2 separate regions of the Homo sapiens genome follow, and region 2 is linked to region 1. The links are chromatin contacts, found by Hi-C or POLR2A ChIA-PET in ENCODE. All regions are on one chromosome and are shown on one strand. The core of a region is the stretch at or near the end of the contact, and the rest is flanking DNA. Distances in the headings are between cores, read along the strand shown. Region 1 has its middle 50 kb from the start of SLC2A1-DT. Region 2 has its middle 91 kb from the start of CFAP144.

Evidence for each region. A loop is a pair of places that touch in the nucleus more often than their neighbours do. ChIA-PET counts read pairs that join two places held with the same protein, here RNA polymerase II (POLR2A). Pooled maps may share reads with other maps.
Region 2: a map of natural killer cell shows a loop between it and region 1 (1.9-fold over the local background). The contact joins two enhancer-like sites. A Hi-C loop is called at or near these places in 3 of 168 maps with a recorded cell type or tissue (Caco-2, HepG2 and natural killer cell) and 3 of 50 pooled maps. POLR2A ChIA-PET finds 5 or more read pairs at or near these places in 9 of 52 experiments (BJ, CD4-positive, alpha-beta T cell, Caco-2 and 4 more).

Annotation. Positions count from the first base shown.
Region 1 is chr1:43,005,859-43,011,687 of GRCh38, forward strand. No RefSeq gene overlaps it. Among named protein-coding and RNA genes, the nearest start is that of SLC2A1-DT, 50 kb to the left of the region's middle. RefSeq lists enhancers at 1,793-2,500, 2,501-3,209, 3,210-3,917 and a silencer at 2,730-3,024. Within about 2 kb of position 2,898, at least 3 of the 41 ENCODE cell types and tissues checked have a DNase peak (open chromatin) inside an H3K27ac peak, as active enhancers do.
Region 2 is chr1:43,053,621-43,059,565 of GRCh38, forward strand. No RefSeq gene overlaps it. Among named protein-coding and RNA genes, the nearest start is that of CFAP144, 91 kb to the right of the region's middle. RefSeq lists an enhancer at 4,512-5,047. Within about 2 kb of position 3,676, at least 5 of the 41 ENCODE cell types and tissues checked have a DNase peak (open chromatin) inside an H3K27ac peak, as active enhancers do.

The DNA of each region.
Region 1 (5,829 bases), core at 1,648-4,147:
GAACACTGGTCTGAGCACTGAGCACCTGGGGCTGTAGCCCGTCTGCATCTGTGTTTGTGCCTGTTGCTCAGCGCCCTCGACACCTCCAGGGCAGGGGCCTGGTCTCATTTCTCTTTAGCTGACATAGAGGAGACTGGGCCAGACTATTCGGCGCCTCAGAGCCTCTCTCTGCTGCTCTCAGGGCTCCCTTTCCAGGAATGGGGGCTCTAGGCCAGGCTGCCAGGGTAGGGGAGAGGGCGTGGCCATGTCGGCCCCTATCCCCAGGTCGGCTGATAAGCTCCAAAGCAGTCGGGACTGAGGGCCTTGGAGCACAGCCATCAGCCACCCCGTGCCCCACGGTACTAATGAGGCAGCCACCTCCACGCCCAAACGCTGGGATGGGGGCCTGGCCTCTTAGCTCTCTGCTCCCCCTCTCTATCCTGGGTGGTCTTGCCCATTTGTTAGCTTTGGTGGGGGGATGGAGGATTCCTCTGCAAAGGACTGAGCTGTGGGGTCCCTGGGGGAGGGCAGCTGATTCCAGTAGAGAGGACACTTCCCTCCCAAAGTGTCTTTGTTCCCTAAGAGTCTGACCCAATTCTTTTCTTCCATCTGCCCCTGGATTGCCCTGCACAGAGGACAAAGGACCCCGGCGAAAGGGGTGGGGGAAGAGCAAGAAGGATCTCAAAGGGTCATTCTAGGGTTCACTCTCCAGCACCCCTTGACAGGATCTCTTGCGTGTGGGGAGCACAAGCCGACCTGTGCACGTGTGTGAGGTCAGGCGTGGACAGGTCTGTGGGACCACACGTACGGGCACGCGCACGGGGATAGTGAGTTCCATGGAGGCATCCTGTAGTAGGGAACCCGCGACGGTGACGCCACAGATGGGGTGCGGAGGCTCTGGTGGCCCCCAACCTCCATCAGGCCAGCCCTCCTCGCTTCCTTTGATGTGGACAAGACTGCCTTTTTTTTTTTTTTTTTTTTTTTTTTGAGACGGAGTCTTGCTCTGTTGCCCAGGCTGGAGTGCAGTCGCGAGATCTGGGCTCGCTGCAAGCTCCGCCTCCCGGGTTCACAACATTCTCTAGCCTCAGCCTCCTGAGTAGCTGGGACTACAGGCGCCCGCCACCACGCCCGGCTAATTTTTTGTATTTTTTAGTAGAGACAGGGTTTCACCGTGCTGGCCAGGATGGTCTCAATCTCCTGACCTCGTGATCCGCCCGCCTCGGCCTCCCAAAGTGCTGGGATTACGGGCGTGAGCCACCATGCCCGGCCGACAAGACTGCTTTTTAACCTTGTTGGAAAGAGCCACTTGGAGATCAGCCCGTCTAGGGGGACTCTTCTCGCCTCTTAGAGAAGAAATTACGGGGCGCAGAGCCGTGCACCCGAATATCCATGCATCCGAATTCCAACTCCGCTCAGAAGCCTGGGGCAGACTCCCCGCCCCACCCAGCGAACGAGCATGTGGCCGGGACCTGGGTGAGGATTTCCTCGCCAGCCCTCCTTGGCACAGAGCTGTGCATCTCACGACTCCTGCGCGACCCCGGGCCAGGCCCTATTAGTGTCTGGGCTTCGGGCATCTAGTCTGCAAAACCGACTGTGTCGCTTTTCTCGGGCTGCGGCTCCGCTGGGGAGGCTGCGGCAGGGGAAGGCTCGGCAGAGCGCAGGCCGCGGCCTACTGTGCCCAGCAGCCCCCGCTGCCCTCCCCTTTGGGGCCCCGGCCCCCCGCCAGACAGGTATCGGGCAGCCCCGCCCCGCCGCCGGCACACTGGCAGCTTTGTTACCTGCCCTGGCGCGCCCGGCCTACGAGCGCTACGTGCTGCCGGCCCGCGGCCCCCTCCTTCCCCTCCCCTCCCCGTCCCCGCCCCACATTCCCGGGCCTGGGGCTGCGGCAGCTCCAGGCGGGTCTTTGTGAAGCTGGACTCTGGCACCCCTCTCCTGCGTGGGCTTTTGGGGTCGGGGCCCTAGCGCCCTTCGCCCACTTCATCTCGCCCCTTTCCTTGCTCGGCCACCCTCAAAGAAGCCAGACTTCGCCTTCCCGTCCCCTGCGACCCCCCTGCTTGCAATGGCCGCCTTCCCCACCCTCAGTCGCACCCTAAGGCCCAGTTCAAAGGCTGCTTCTCAGAAGCCTCCGCTGATTCCCAGTTTTAATCACTCTCCCTGGGGCACCCGCTTTGCCCTGATCGCTTGTCTTTGAACCCCTCCAGGTCCTGGGTGGGGCCGGCATACTGCCTGGCCGCCCAGGAAAGTCTTCTGTGGGTGATAGGATGAGTGAAGCTGGAGACCGATAGGGATGGAAACCGAGGTCTCCCAAGTCTAGCGTGGAGTCCCGTCCACCGTCTGGGCTGATGTCTGAGCTTCCCTCTCGGGACTCCGTGTGTGCCCTGAGGCCCTTCATTCGCGTGTCCATGCCCAGCCACACTGCACACCCGGTACCCCTGGCCTCCCAGCCTTTTCCTAGGCTGCCCCTTCTGCCGGATACACTCTCCAGCCACTAGGGCAAAGCCGGCCTCTCCAAGGGCCATCTCTCCTGGAGAAGCCGTGCCTGATCCTTGGGGCTTTGCGGTAATCAGTTCACCTGACTTTTTGTTCCAGAAGCATTACATGTAAGTTACATTTGACCTTCACTGCAGCCCTGCAAACTAGTGATGCGATGTGGCCCGAAAGTGGCTGGCCTGGGATTTGACCTTGGTTCTAGAATGACGTCAGACTTCACAAGACATCAAAGACGGGTTCTTTCTTCCACCGCGTGCTGTGGCCTTTCTCTCCCAGGCCTTCCCCCAAGGACAGATGTTCCTCCCCACCTAGCCCCGTCTCTCCTGCTTTCAAGCTGGAGCAGGGCGGGGTTGGGATTCTTGCTCTAGGGCTAGGCCAGGGGCTGGGTCCCCTGTGGCTTTGGGCCTCCTTGAAGAATTTCGAGGGAGGATGTGCAGGGCGTGGGGAGAGGTGAGGCAGGAATGTGGGGCTCCGGAGGGAAAGCAGTCAAAAGTGGAGAGGGCCTCCGGAGGTGGCTTTCCCAGGGCCCTGGGAAGCAGCGGCCTGTTTGAATGACAAAGGTTCCCTGGAGAGCAAAGGAAAGCTCTAGAGGATGGGAATGTGGGAGGAGGAGGGTCAGAAGGGTGGGGAGGAAGCTGCCCGTGGGCTCCCATCTGCAGCGGCCCTTTCAAGTCCTGCTAAACCCTTAACAATAAGAGGAACTGACCAGTGGACACACGCAAAGGATGATTAACGTAGTTCACTGAAGAAATACAAAAACCTGTGAAAACGCTAGAAATCCCAAAGTACAAATGAAAAAAAAGAGTATGCTTTTTCCTATCTATAGAACTGGTCAAGATAATAGAAGTGAAAACACCAGATGTTGGTGAGGTGTGGGAAAGGGAGTGCTTTTTTCACTGCTAAGGAGGTAAATTGTACCACTTTTCTGCAGGAACATGTCACAGTATGTACAAAAGCCTTTAAAAGAATTAGAATTTGACTTAGCAATTCTGTTTCTGGGGCATATCCTAAAATAAAAGATTATTTATCCCAGTCTTATTTATAACTGGGAAAAACTGGAAATTCTCTAAATGTTCAATGACAGGGAATTGGGTAAGTAGGTTATGCCTCATTCGCAGACTGAAGACTGCAGAAATTAACTGTCATGTTCTTGAAGAATATGAAAGACATGGGAAACACTGAAGATAAGCTGGTAAGTGAAAAGAGGAAGTTGTAAAACAGCATGACTCCAATTTTATACAGTAACTGTATAAATAATATCTACCATGCATGGTGCTGGACTGGGAGCCAATCCCAATCTCCCATTCGAGCATCACAGCAGCCCTGGAAAGAAGATTCTAGTAACTGCATGAAAAAAAAATAGATATATATTGAATACATATATTTTGCATATATAATGTATATATTGAATATATATATTCAAAGAAATATATATGCGAGGAAATGCAACAAAATGTTAACAGCAAGGGGAGAGGGCATGTGTTTTTACTTTTTTCCTTCATTCTTTCTAATCTTTTCCCAATTTTCTTTTTTTTTTTTTTTTGAGACAAGTTTCACTCTCATTGCCCAGTCTGGAGTGCAGTGGCGCCATCGCAGCTCACTGCAGCCTCCGCCTCCCAGGTCCAATTCTCCTGCCTCAGCCTCCCAAGTAGCTGGGATTACAGGTGCCCGCCAACACGCCCAGCTAATTTTGTGTTTTTAGTAGAGGCGGGGTTTCACCATGTTGGTCAGGCTGGTCTCAAACTCCTGATCTCAGGTGATCCACCTGCCTTGGCCTTCCAAAGTGCTGGGACTACAGGGGTGAGCCACCACACCTGGCCCCAATTTTCTTCAATAAAAAATATAATGAAGACATTACCAAATTTGAAATCACAAAAATTATTTGTTCAAAAATATCTTCAGGATCCCCTGTTTTGGGGGTGGGTGGCAGTTTTCCCTTTATTAATTTACTGGGGTTTCCATAACAAAGTACTACAAATTAAGGGGCTTAAACAACAAAAATGTATTATCTCACAGTTCTGGAGGCTGGAAGTCTTACATTAAGGTATTGGCAGGGTTAGTTCCTTCGGAGGGCTGTAAGGGAGAATCCGTTCCATGCCTCTCTGGTATGGAACATGCCAGGTGAATTCTGGTAGCTTCCCATGTTCTTTGTCTTGTTTCTTCTTGTGTCTCTTCCCATCTTTTTTCCTCTATGCTCGTCCATCTCCTTGTCCAAATTTCTGTGCCCCCTAGCCATTTTTTTTGTTTGTTTTTTGTGTATGTTTTTTTTTGAGATGGAGTTTCGCTGTTATTGCCCAGGCTGGAGTGCAGAGGCGCCATCTCGGCTCACTGCAAACTCTGCCTCCTGGGTTCAAGGGATTCTCCTGCCTCAGCCTCCCAAGTAGCTGGGACTACAGGTGCATGCCACCACACCTGGCTAATTTTGTATTTTTAGTAGAGACGGGGTTTCACCATGTTGGTCAGGCTGGTCTCAAACTCCCAACCTCAGGTGATCCGCCAGCCTCGGCCTTCCAAAGTGCAGGGATTACAGGCGTGAGCCACCGCGCTTGGCCCCAAATGTCCCCTTTTTATAAGGATACCAATCATATTGGTTTAGGGTCCACCCTAACGGCTTCATTTTAACTTGATTACCTCTGTAAAGACCCTGTCTCTAAATAAGGTCATATTCTATGGTACAAGGGATTAGGACTTCAACTTATGAATTGAGAGGGGAGGGGCATAAATTTTGCTCCCTCTCAAATGGGTGTGGCAGGGAGGGGAAGTCCTCTGTAGGGATGAGAGTCTATCTTGCACCACAGTGTGACCTTGGGGAGGTTGTTTAGACTTCATAGACTGGGGCTGACATTACTCACCCTCCAGGGTTGTAGTGAATGAGGGTAATTGCTAAAAAGTCCCTTCCCCGGGTTGGTCATCCCTAGGAAGTATCTTATCTGTCCCTTGTTCCTTATCAACATGGACGGCTGGAAGAGCACTGGCCCAAGGACATCACATAGAGCTGGGTTTGAGTTCTAGCCCCGTCTCTAGCTGTGTGGTCCCTGTGAGCCTCTGTTTCCTCATTTGTGAGATGGGAAAAGTATCTATTCCCATTGAGTTGTTGTAGCTAGAAGATAGAGATAAGATGAGGAAAGCCAATGGCAGTAAGAATGCTATAGAAGACCGGAGGCAGTGGGAGGCATCAGCCTGATTAGTCTGAGGTAGCTGGCCTCTCCTTTAGGAAGTTTTCCTTCAGCCCCACAACTTGGATTAGACTCTCCCTGCCATCCTGGGCTCCCACAGTCTCCTCTGCTACCCTCCACACCCCACCCCTCTGTTATGGCACTTGTCACACCCTACCATAGCTGTCTCTCTAGAATTATAGAA
Region 2 (5,945 bases), core at 2,426-4,925, 49 kb after region 1:
TATTTTGTACAGATCCGACAAAGTATAATCCCAGCACTTTGGGAGGCCGAGGTGGGTGGATCATCTGAGGCCAGTAGTTTGAGACTAGCCTGGCCAATGTGGTGAAACCCTGTCTCTACCAAAAATACAAAAAATTAGTCTGGTGTGGTGGTGGGCACCTGTAGTCCCAGCTACTCAGGAAGCTGAGGCAGGAGAATCGCTTGGATCTGGGAGGCAGAGGTTGTGGTGAGTTGAGGATACGCCACTGAATTCTAGTCTGGGCAACAGAGTGAAACTCCGTCTCAAAAAAAAAAAATACGTAAAGGGTTACCATTCCCAGGCTAGCCCTCTGTAGCTACAGCCAACCTCAGGAAACAATTCATTTTCTTTTTTTTGAGACAGTCTTGTTCTGTCACCCAGGCTGGAGTGCAGTGGCATGATCTCAGCTCACCGCAGCCTCCGCCTCCCGGGTTCAAGAAATTCTCCTGCCTCAGCCTCCCGAGTAGCTGGGACTACAGGCACCTGCCACCACACCAGGCTAATTTTTGTATTTTTAGTAGAGATGGGGTTTCACCATATTGGCCAGGCTGGTCTTGATCTCCTGGCCTTGTGATCCACCCACCTCAGCCTCCCAAAGTGCGGGGATTACAGGTGTGAGCCACCACGCCTGACCAGGAAACAATTCTTAAAAGAGGCTTCACCTTCTTTCCACAGAATCCCTAAAAACCCATTTGTAAATGAAGCAATCTGTAAACACCCGTTGCTTGGAATGTAATGGTATCTCATATATGCGGAGCACTTTACACTTTTCAAAGGGATCTGGCATTGATCCAGCATCTACTTGCACTAGGGGTGCTGTCTCGTGTAATCCTCCCAGCAGCCCCCATGAGGAGGTATTACCACCCCTTCTCCATATTTATTTATTTATTTATTTATTTATTTATTTATTTATTGAGACAGAGTTTCACTCTTATTGCCCAGGCTGGAGTACAGTTGCACAATCTTGGCTCACCGCAACCTCCGCCTTCCAGGTTCAAGTGATTCTCCTGCCTCAGCCTCCTGAGTAGCTGGGATTACAGGCATGTGCCACCACACCCGCTAATTTCGTATTTTTAGTAGAGACAGGGTTTCTCCATGTTGGTCAGGCTAGTCTCGAACTCCCGACCTCATGTAATCCACCTGCCTTAGCCTCCCAAAAGGCTGGGATTACAGGCGTGAGCCACCACGCCCGGCCCTTCTCCATTTATTCATCCACAAATATTTAAGCGAATGAGCCTTCCTGACTTAAGCAAAAGTTGTAGAAACAAAGGTAGACGTGCTGACTATACAAAAGGAAAAAAAAAGGAGCTTAAAGGGATAGAAACCTGTACCTATGGCTTCCTTGGCCCATAAGGATGCCCCTCTTAGTATCTAAGGGATAGGAAAAAGTGATCAATGGGAAGCACTGAGATGATGGTAAGAAGGGACTCTGATCTCCTCAGCTAGGCAAAGCCATGGGAGGAATTTCTCTCCTTGGGTCTACAGTGAGTCAGTTCTCTGGGAAGTGGGTTGGGTGAATGCTGGAATTTCCTAAGTGGTGGGAGCCTGAATGTGCCGGGTCTTGTATCTGAAGAGGTGAGAGATTTAGAGCAAGGCTGTGCCTAAGCTTGGAAACTAGGTGACAGGCCTTGTCCAGCAGCACTGGCACCAGGAGTCCCAGAGTCGAGCTCAGCTTTTCCATTGACCACCCATGGGGCTTGGACCAGAACCTTTCTGGTTCTAAGCCTCAGTTTCCCCTTCAGGAAAATGGAGTGGTTGGATGGGATGCTCTGAAGGTCTGAGACTGCTCTGGTCTTCTAGGGTTGACAAGGGAAATGGCTTCCTTGCCTTTGAGGCTGAATCTGATTTCTTTCCTTCTTGTTTTTTTTTTTTTTTTTTTTGAGACGGAGTCTCGCTCTGTTGCCCAGGTTGAAGTGCAGTGGCAAAATCTCCGCTCACTGAAACCTCCGCCTCCCGGGTTCAAGGGATTCTCCTGCCTCAGCCTCCCAAGTCTCTGGGATTACAGGTGCGCACCACCACACCTGACTAATTTTTGTATTTTTAGTAGAGACAGGGTTTCATCATGTTGGCCAGGCTGGTCTCGAACTCCTGACCTCTCGTGATCCACCCGCCTTGGCCTCCCAAAGTGCTGGGATTACAAGTGTAAGCCACCCCGCCCAGCCTGGATCTGTTTTCTTTAGGGGGAGTGGGGTTGGGAGTGGGGTGGGGAGCACACGCAGGTACAGTCACACGCATGGGAGGCTGTCCTGTGCCAGGTGCTGGAGATGCAGCAATGAGCAGCGCTGACCCAGGTCCTGGCCCTTGCTCTTGGGGAGCTCACAGAATGTCAGGAAGGACAGACACTGAACAAGGAATTAAACAGTACTTCACTGAGTTAGGAGAGAGACCACGATGATGAGAAGGAGCCCACATGTGAAGGGCAGAAGGGAGTTCCAGGCAGAGGGAGCAGCCACACACAGGCTATAGGCAGAAACACAACCGCCATGCTTGGGCAACAGAGAAAGCCTGAGTGGCACAGTGGTGAGGGGAGATGGATGGGCAGTGACATGTCGCTCACAGTCTGGCTTAGGTACAGAGTCCTGTTTGGAGACAGGAAACAGGACTCGGTGACCCCCCTCTGTTTCTTTCTCCCTGTGTAGGGAAGACACACACACCCCCTTGGATATAGCCAGGTAGGGGCTGCTGCTCTTCAGCTGAGCTTTGCAGAAGATCATTCAAGTCAGGAAAAAGTCTGTTCTTCTCCCCCCACTCCCAACGGTGGGGGGGACCTTGGGGTCTCGCCCAAGGAAAGGAAGCACTGCTTCCTGGTTTATGTTGAGATGGGAAAGACTTGCCCAAGAACAATGGCGTTTTTGCAAAACACCACTTTGTTCTGGTGAGACCAGGAGGTGGTTTCCTTCGGGACCTAGCCTGGTCCCACTGCCCCAGACCTGCCAACCACAACAGCCACATGGCGTTCTCTCTCGGACCAACCTTTCATCTGAGACACTTGCTCACGCACAGCTCTGACTGGCTTAATTAACCCTTTGGGCCCCACCCTGCCCAGGCAGGATCATCTCAGGGCTCATGGAGATGTCCTTAGAGATCCCAGGACATGCTGGCCAGGGGAACCAAGTCTGATGGGATGGGGGAACCAATCAGACTTGACATTCTGTTTTACCATTCAAAAGGACCTTCTGGAAAAAGCACTCAGACCTATCCTAGGAGTGTCTCAGCTCAAAAAAGTCTTTAGAGCACCAGAGTCAGAAGGTCGTACTTTTCTTGGTGGGGGAAAAATAAGCAAGCTTTTCAAGGCCACACATACAGTTAGTTGTAGGACCAAGTCTAGAATGCATGGCTCTGACTGTCAGCTTTTAAACATGTACATGCAATCCCCTCACAATAAGTCATAGACACGAGGATAAGAAACATCCTTCAAAGGCGTGTTCTAAACACTTGTTTGCAGAGTTCTCTGGGAAACAGTTCAATTCCCTGTCATAAAACAGCATGCAACACATCTTGGAAGAAGCATGGGTTCTTTCCACATGCTGTTCTGCCCTACGGGAAGTTTAAAATTAAGAGAGCAAAGGGAAGAAAATCTACATTGGAGGGGCAGAGAAATCTGCAGTGGCCTGGAATGTCTGGAGGGAGGTGGGAGGGAGAAGGGTGTGTTGGGAGCTGGGCTTACTGATGTCACAGGCAGTAGGGGATGAGTCCCATGACCACTCCCGTGTTTTTCAGGCAGGCATGGCTGTTCCTCTATGAATCACTAAATGAACCAATTTAGCGAAACAATCATGTCTGTTCAAAGGGGGATATTAAGGGAAAGCAAGTGTGCATATCATTGTATGATCAGAACAATAAGTTAGAACTTTCCTTTTTTCTCTCACTGTTGTGACATTCGGCCTGGCATAGAAACGGGTACAGATAAACAGCAACAGTTTCTCATTCTAATGGAGAGCTACGGTCATGGTGACCGTGTTGGGGGTGATGGTGTGTTCATGGTGGTGGGGGTACTGGTGACAAGTATATCGTGGTTATAGTGATGGTGGTGTTGGTTGTGGTTATGGTGACACTGGTGTCGGTTATAACTGTGGTGGTAGTGATACTGATGGTGATGTTTAGTGGTGATGCTGACTGCAGTTATGGTAAGGATGGTGGTGGTGGGTAGTGTGACAATGATGGTGGTGTCTTGCTTACGGTAGTGGTAATGGTGATGGTGGGGGCACAATGATGTCGATATGGGTAACAGTGGTAAAGATAGGGTGACGATGTTGGTGTTGCAAGGAATGGTTATAGTTTTGATGGTAAAATGACAATTATGTCAATGTTTATAGTGGGGTTGGTATAAGGAGGTGTTGTTGGTCAAAATGATTTTAATGATGCTTCGTGTTGGTGATAATGGTGGTATTGGTGTTGGTGTTAGTTACAGTAATGTTTTTAATGGTATTGGTGACACCTGCCTGTCTCAGTAGGTGACATTGATGGAAGTGCTAGTCGCATGGGTGCTAGTGTGATGGTGAACTTGATGGTAGTCTTGCAGTCATGGCTGATGGTAGTGGCAGCAGAGGTGGTGTTCCCAGCGATAATGGCAGTAGTAGGGAGGGTGGTGGGAAGTCGGTGGTGGTAGCGGTGGTAGAGGCCGAGATGATGACCAGGAGGTTGGGGATTACACGGAGAGCGGTACGGGTTCTGGCAATGATACCCTTAGATACCGTGAGTCGACTGCAAGCTCTCTTCTCTGGAGCTGACAGCATGCTGGACGTGGGGAAAAAGGCTCACCACATTCTCCAAAAGCCCTTCTTTCCACCTGCTGCAATCCTGGTGAGGTTTAATTCTCTGTGCAGGCAGAGATGGCTGCTTTCTGGGGGTCTGTGGGGATGGTGCTGAAAAACAGGTCTGTTGCTGGGAAAGTGGACAGAGAGGGAGGCTCAGGATTGCTGAGCTGGAGGGTGCTTTAGGGGCAGGTCAGCAGGAACGAGGCACGTGAGGGTGTGCTGATGGATGGCAGGGGCCGCGCTGGGGCTGGGGCTGGGGCGGCAGGGAGGCAGTGGTGGCCGGCGTGCAGGGGCTCACGTAGCTGGCAGAGCCAGGGCTGTACTTCCTGCTGACTCAGCAGAGCAGGCAGGAACTGATTCTTTTCGACTAATGTGTCTTCTCCCAGGATTAGCTCATACCGCTCTGGCTGGGAAAGGGGGAGAGGCAGCCTCTCCCATCTCCCCAGGCTTAGGGGCCCTTTGGAGGAGAGGGCAGGCAGACTATGGGGCCCCAGCAGGACCAGTAACTGACTCTGTATGTCCTCGATCTCATTCTCAATGGGCTGCCATTTGGCTGGCAGGGAGCCAGCTCCCCAAATATCAAGGGATCTAGCTACCCTACCCCCACCCAAACCCAATCCAAATGGCTGCCCAGTTCTGCTTCACAAAAGGTCTACCCTGCCCAGTTCTGCTTCACAAAAGGTAGCATAGCCTGGGGGTGGAGAGAGTAAACTGGAGTCAGACTGTCTAACCTCCTTCGCCAGGTCTCCCATGTGTTAGCTGTGTGACTGTCTGTATCTTGGTTCATCATTTGTGAGTTAGGGACAATGACTGCTGCCCAGAGGCTGTTGTGGGGATAGATGAGTTAAGCCTACAAAGTGCTTGAATAAGGTCTGGCATGGAGTGGGTATTCAAAAAGTGTTTGCTGTGATTGCTACTACTGAGTGTTCAATAACTTTAAGCAAGACTCTTAAGCTCTCTGAGACTCAGTAGTCTCACCAGTAAAATGACGATAATTTCTTAACATGCATACTTGATATGAGAATTAAAATGGATTAAGTGGATGAAAGCATCCAGTACAAAGTAGCACATCAGTTATTACTATCTTTGTTGTCGTTAGCACAGGGGCCAGCTTCAGCGTCCTTCCTGGAGTGGAAGTGGGGGGTTTGAGTGTCCTATTGGGGTTTGGAT